2 separate regions of the Mus musculus genome follow, and region 2 is linked to region 1. Evidence: chromatin contacts called from ENCODE Hi-C or POLR2A ChIA-PET data. All regions are on one chromosome and are shown on one strand. The core of a region is the stretch at or near the end of the contact, and the rest is flanking DNA. Distances in the headings are between cores, read along the strand shown. Region 1 overlaps Col18a1 (collagen, type XVIII, alpha 1). Region 2 overlaps Gm35837 (a long non-coding RNA gene).

Region 1 (3,129 bases), core at 237-2,736:
CCAGTCCTTGCCAAGATCAGAGAGAAGCTAGGGTCTAGAGTCCAGATACAAACAGGAAAGCCAAGAAACACTGAAATCTCATTTAAGATCTATGAGGGCCTCACACAAGGAAGACCTTACAGATGAGGCCTCAGAAGACAGCAGGATCACAGGGACAGGCAGGGGTGGGGTGGTGGGGGCAGTGAGGGGTTGAGGCATGCACAGAAACTCTGGATTCCAGAGATAGGTCAAAGCTACAAAGTTGCTGTGAACCTCCACAGGTAAGACTGGGCTTCCTGAAGCTGCTCTAATAAGCCAGCAAGAATCCTTGGCTTAAGACAAGTACCCAGCTGGAAGCAGGAAATGTGTCCGACTGGCTACAGTAGTCAGGAAATGTAACAGGCAGGTTCCTGCTGGGAAAACCATTCTGGCTTTCCTAGACTCTGGAAGCCGCTCACTCACCCCTGTAATTCCTTGGCTCCGCTCTGAAGACTAGCATGGCGGGGAGTCCCTCAGGTTGAACTCCTCTTCTCCCTAAGAGAGCCCCAGGGGTTAGGCTACCTCGTATCCCTGGCTTCCAGGGTGAAGAGGTCGGCAGTGTCTTTTACATCCACCTGTAGATTAATTGCTGCTGTAAGGCTCAGCAACCATAGCTTCTGAGGATGGCAGGCCTCTTGGGTATTGTTCTCACGGAGGAAAAGACATTTCTGACCCATATGACATAGCTATGGCTCGGACAGAGCAAATTTACCTGGTTGGGTGGGTGGGAGGCCTGGGTTCTTCTCCAGCATTGGTGTAGAGGGAAAATCCACTCCCAGTGTGGAACATAGGGCAGAGTCACGCTGTTCTGTGCCTTGCTGTCCAGTTTCTGGGCTCCCCACCCTTCACCCCAGGACCCCCACTCATGGGGTTTGCATTACACGAAAGGGAAGTGTTTGCTACCCACCAGGAGACAGTATATAATACGTTATCATCTGTTTGTAGCTGTATGGTGCAGGACCAGGCAAGCACCTAGTGATGCAGACAGAGAAGAGGCTTAGAGGCTGCTGGTGGGACTGGAGCTGCCCACATAAGGGTGGCCTGACACCTCTGTAAAACAGGGCACCGTAGGGGACAGGCTCCATTTATGCCTATTGGCTCCTCTTGTGTGTTTGTGTGTGCGCGGGCGTGCGCTCATGTGCACACGAATGTAAGTAAGAGCAAAGGTGTGGACAGAGGTGCCATGTGCCGATTGTGGGCTGAGAAGTTATTCTCTCGCTCAGAGTTACTGTATATAAATTTCTTTCCTGATACAGTATCATACCACAAAGAGCTCCTTAGAAGAGCTTGCTTGCAAGTGGCTAAGGAAACTGGGTCTATGGCTCCCTCTAGTGGCTAAGGAAGCTGGATCTATGGCTCCCTCTGGTGGCCAGCACCTCGTCTGAGACCATGTCCTGACAGTCTTGGCTGCCAGACAAGTCCAGGCTTTAGCAGAATCAGAGTGTTTCCCTGGAGTGCCTGCCTTGGTGGACACACGGAGGCTGGCACACTCCAGGATGCCAGAGCCCGACTTTGAAGGGATCTCAGCAGTTACTCACCTTGGCAGCTCAGCTTTAAATCCTGTCGAGTGAATCATGGCCCGCATGAATCTGTATCCTCTGCAGTGTGGGTGAAAGTCAGAGAAAGGCTCTGGGAAACGTTTGAGTGAGAACCTGGGCCACTCACCTGTTTCTTTCCCCATGTCATCAGTAGCCCAGAGTTGGTGGGAAGCTGATCTGGGGTGCCACCTGGCTTCCAGGCTGCAGGAGATGGGGGGTGGGGGTGGGGGTAGTCCAGTCCTGCCGCACAGCTTGGTTTTTTGGCATCTCTGCTCTTCCCTAATTGCATTCCATGGATTCTGGGTAGAATTTATTGTGTTACTTGACCACATGCCACCTGGTGAGACAGCTGGGGAAGAGCCAGGAAGCCAGCTGCCAGGTGTGGCTTGGCGGGCCACAGGTGGGTTTCTGAGCTGCCATTGGGAGGAAGTGGATCAGGCTGGGGTCCAGAGCTGACAGAAGCTAGGGACCTTTGTCTCTCCCAATCCCCTGCTGCTGTGACCTCAGTGACATACTCAACTGGACTTGGGAGTCATCTCAAATTTTTCAAAGAATCTGATGGCAGGGTAGGAAATGAGAATAGATTGTTGGCCATGGGCCCGGGCACAGCGTGGCACCTCACTCTGGGGGGAAGGCTAGCCTTTCTTCCAGCTGTGCAAAAACAGAAATGGGCCCCCAGGGCGCAGATTCTCAAGGACCTTCACCCGCATTCTGGCCATGGGAATTTCCACCACCAGCTGTTGCCTGATGAAGGCAGAATTCTTCACCACAGATCCCAGACCTCCTGTGGTTGGTCACTTTCTAGCAAAGAGTTAGTGCCATCATATTCTCTCTCTCTCTCCCTCCCCCCTCTTTCTCTCTCTCTCTCCCTCTCTCCATGTCTCTCCACCTGATCTTTAAGCAGGCTTTCTCTAGGGAACTCTGAGGAGGGTGATATGTAGATCCAGGCTGAGCATCACTAGCCTCTGTTGAGTGAGTAGTGTCTTTCTTTCTTTCTTTCTTTCTTTCTTTCTTTCTTTCTTTCTTTCTTTCTTTCTTTCTTTCTTTCTTTCTTTCTTTCCTTCTTCATCACTAGCCTCTGTTGAGTGAGTAGTGTCTTTCTTTCTTTCTTTCTTTCTTTCTTTCTTTCTTTCTCTCTTTCTCCCTTTCTTTCTTTCCTTCCTTCCTTCCTTCCTTCCTTCCTTCCTTCCTTCCTTCTTTCCTTCTTTCCTTCTTTCCTTCTTTTGTTTGTTTTTGTTTTCTGAGACAGGGTTTCTCTGTGTAGCCCTGGCTGTCCTGGAACTCACTCTGTAGAGCAGGCTGGCCTTGAACTCAGAAATCTGCCTGCCTATGCCTCCCGAGTACTGGGATTAAAGGTGTGCACCACCATGCCCAGCCAGTGTTTCTTTTCTATCCCACATGGGCAGCCCTTGGCAGCAGCCCTGGGAGGGTACAGGTTTCTTCTAGAGGAGATGCTGTGGGCTCTTAAGGTCCGAGTAGCTCTCAGGCTTGTGGGGAGAGGTCTTGAGACTCCCTGGGGCCAGTTTGGCAATCTCAGAAGACAGAGGGGACCAGAGACAGAATCCTGGGATAT
Region 2 (3,129 bases), core at 219-2,718, 91 kb before region 1:
GACTATAAGTCAAAATCAATTCTTCACCCCTTAAGTTGCTTTTATCAGCACCGTGACCTGCAGCAGTGAGGAGGGTGGTTTTGAACTTCAGACTTTAAACTGGACAGGCTTTTCTTCCTTACTGTTATGGTCTTTTTTGTTTGTTTGTTTTTGTTTTTGTTTTGAGACAGGTTTTTTTCTGTGTAGCCCTGGCTGTCCTGGAACTCATTCTGTAGACCAGGCTGGCCTCGAACTCAGAAATCTGCCTGCCTCTGCCTCCCAAGTGCTGGGATTAAAGGTGTGTGCCACCACTGCCGGGCTACTGTTTTGGTTACAACTACAAAGGACTTAGAGAACATCTGTGCTGCTATGAGATCCAATAAGAATATAATGGGATTTTTTTCAAGTTAATATCATTAGGGATATCCTCTTTTAAAAGTGCAGGTTAAAGCAAGCAATTTTCTTTTCTTTTTAAGACTTCTTTTATTTCATTTATGTGAGTACACTGTAGCTATCTTCAGACACACCAGAAGAGGGCATCAGATCCCATTACAGATGGTTGTGAGCCACCATGTGGCTGCTGGGATTTGAACTCAGGACCTCTGGAAGAGCAGTCAGTGCTCTTACCCACTGAGCCATCTCTCCAGCCCCAAAGCAAGCAATTTTCAAGTAAAGAGCTGTAGAAGGGGTCTTTACAGCAACTGCCATGGCCAACCGAAGAGAAGCAGGTTGTTCAGAAGAAAGCCTCCTGTATGCTTTCTTATGTGATGCTCAGTAGCACCCAGAAACACAGCAGCCACCCAGAGAACACCGGAAGCACCAGCCCTCCCAAAACTGTGCATGGGAATCTTCAAGGTGACTGACGTTGTTTAAGGAGAAACCTGTAAGGTTTATTGAAGAAGGCGACTGTGGATGGAGTTCTCTGCCTTTTTTTTTTTTTTAAGTTAGTAGGTTTTCTTTTAAAGGGCAGTTTCAGGTTTATAGAAACTCATTCCATGCCAATGATTACCCATTTCATCATCCCACCCATCCATAGAAGGCACAGCACCAAGCGGATACGGATCTATTCTTCTTAATGGATCTGTTATTCCCCGTGGAATACCTTCAGATTTGCCCCCTGTCCCACACTCTGTGGGGCTGGACAAATGTCTAATGACTTGTGACCAGTAGTGTGGTCCTGTTTAGCAGGTTAATGATCAAACAGGGCCTCGTCAAGATTTAAAATGTAACAGTCATAACCTTTGTTATATATATTTTTTCCTTTCTGAAAATATTAGCCTTGGAAGGAAGCGTTTTCACAAGCAGCCACTGTTCAATCTCCAGGCATTCGTCCACAGAGCAGCCTGTCCAACCCTATCTTATCTGAGTTTACAGACACGTCGTCCAGAACTTCCTCCTCTGGGTGGAAGCTGACACCCTAATGGAACCTTTGACTCAGAACACCATTCGCTGGCGCTATGGACTGGAGTTCACGGGGAACGTGAGGGAGGTGAGGGAGGTTGTCTGTGCTTTTCCTGTACATTCGAGTTTGCACACTCACTCGCTCATTTCTGCCAGGCATCTTTCAAACAGAGGTGTCAGACAGCCTTGCCTGCTCCCTTTGAGAAGTAAGACAAGCTTCGTGGGAAGGAACTGGAGTTGTGCGGAGGCTTGACAGGTGGGACCAGGTGGCCCTCTGTCCTACCCTCCATACCTGTTCCGGTCACAGGATGGGGAGGGGGTGTGGGGAGAGAAAGAGAGAGGAAGGGGAATGTTTCTGCTCTCCTTGTAAGGAAGAAAGCCTTGCCTAGTTATCCTTGAAGATTTTTAGTCCCATCCCTTGAGAGGTGGAGGAAGGAGGCTAAGAAATCCAAGGCCATCCTTAGCTACTCAGGGAGTTTGAGGCTAGCCTGGGCTACATGAGACCCTGTCTTCAAAGAAACAATTTTTTATTGTTGTTGTTTTTTGTTGTTTTTCAAGACAGGGTTTCTCTGTATGTGTAGCCCTGGCTGTCCTGGAACTCATTCTGTAGACCAGGCTGGCCCCGAACTCAGAAATCCGCCAGCATCTGCCTCCCGAGTGCTGGGATTAAATGTGTGTGCCACCACTCGTGGCTGAAACAATTAAAAAAAAAATTCTTATTCTGTTGGATATGCCACATTTTACAAGTGTGCCAACTTTCCTAAGTGAAAGTGTCTATACTATTGAGATGTCTTCCTCTGTGGTATCCTGGGCATAGCCTTCTACATAGATTCTCTTTCTGATCGAATCGTATCAGCACAGGAGAACATAGTTCACGGAGAATGAATGTTCTTCATCCTGCCAGGCGTCTCTGCAGAGGGCAGGTGCTTTGCTCTGCGCACCTAGGGAAGGGCTAACTTGTGATTCACTGCCCTCCACCGAGGGCTCTCTGGTGTCTCCCCAGGCTGGGGAAGAAGCTTGATCAAGGGGACCTAGGGGATCTAGTGGGATTCTGGGCATTGCCAAGGGACGGTGGCCTGCCTGTGGCACAGCCTCACTGGCTGCATCAGCACCAGCCTTCCCTGTAGACACTCTCTGGAGAGGGGAGAAAAATCTCCAGAACTACCCTTTAAGATGGACTGAAGAAAAGGGTCAGCGGTTGGAAGCCTCACTGGCTGCTCTTCTAGAGGATCCAGGTTCAATTCCCAGCACCCAATTGGTGGCTCACAACTGTCTGTAGCTCTGGTTCCAAATAATCCATGGCACCAGGCATGTGCGTGATGCGCATATATATGCATGCAGGCAAGATGCCTATACACATAAAAATAAAATAAAATAAATCTCTCACGCCTGGGACAAGAGGGCAACTTTGGTTAAAACTCAGACTGTCCACACGCTGTGGCCAACTGCATCTGGCTTATATCAGCAAACTTGTAACCTGGCCTTTGAATGCCCAACTCCACTTCCAGCTGGTCCGGTTTTTATCGGTCTTCTCCATCGGTTCTTGCAGGCCCCGTAACAGCAAGCCCAGGAATTTGTCTGTGTGTGTAGAAAATCCAAAGAATTTATAGATAAGTCCTGTAGATTAAAGGTGAGTTTAGTGTGGGTGCAGATCCTGGTTGCTTTCCCTTTGCAGGGTCTTGGCTTTTTCTCGTGCAGGGAGAGCGGATGAGGCGACTCTTCTGTCGCTGGTCTGTGGGTATGCTTGGC

What was found. A loop is a pair of places that touch in the nucleus more often than their neighbours do. ChIA-PET counts read pairs that join two places held with the same protein, here RNA polymerase II (POLR2A).
Region 2: a map of CH12.LX shows a loop between it and region 1 (2.2-fold over the local background). The contact joins two enhancer-like sites. A Hi-C loop is called at or near these places in 2 of 37 maps with a recorded cell type or tissue (CH12.LX and heart). POLR2A ChIA-PET finds 5 or more read pairs at or near these places in 1 of 5 experiments (Patski).

Annotation. Positions count from the first base shown.
Region 1 is chr10:77,128,993-77,132,121 of GRCm38, reverse strand. All of the region lies in intron 2 of Col18a1 (collagen, type XVIII, alpha 1), which reads left to right. Among named protein-coding and RNA genes, the nearest start is that of Col18a1, 36 kb to the left of the region's middle. Within about 2 kb of position 1,486, at least 2 of the 3 ENCODE cell types and tissues checked have a DNase peak (open chromatin) inside an H3K27ac peak, as active enhancers do; they include heart, where a contact is called at or near this core.
Region 2 is chr10:77,219,595-77,222,723 of GRCm38, reverse strand. All of the region lies in intron 1 of Gm35837 (a long non-coding RNA gene), which reads right to left. Among named protein-coding and RNA genes, the nearest start is that of Gm40704, 10 kb to the right of the region's middle. Within about 2 kb of position 1,468, at least 1 of the 3 ENCODE cell types and tissues checked has a DNase peak (open chromatin) inside an H3K27ac peak, as active enhancers do; it is heart, where a contact is called at or near this core.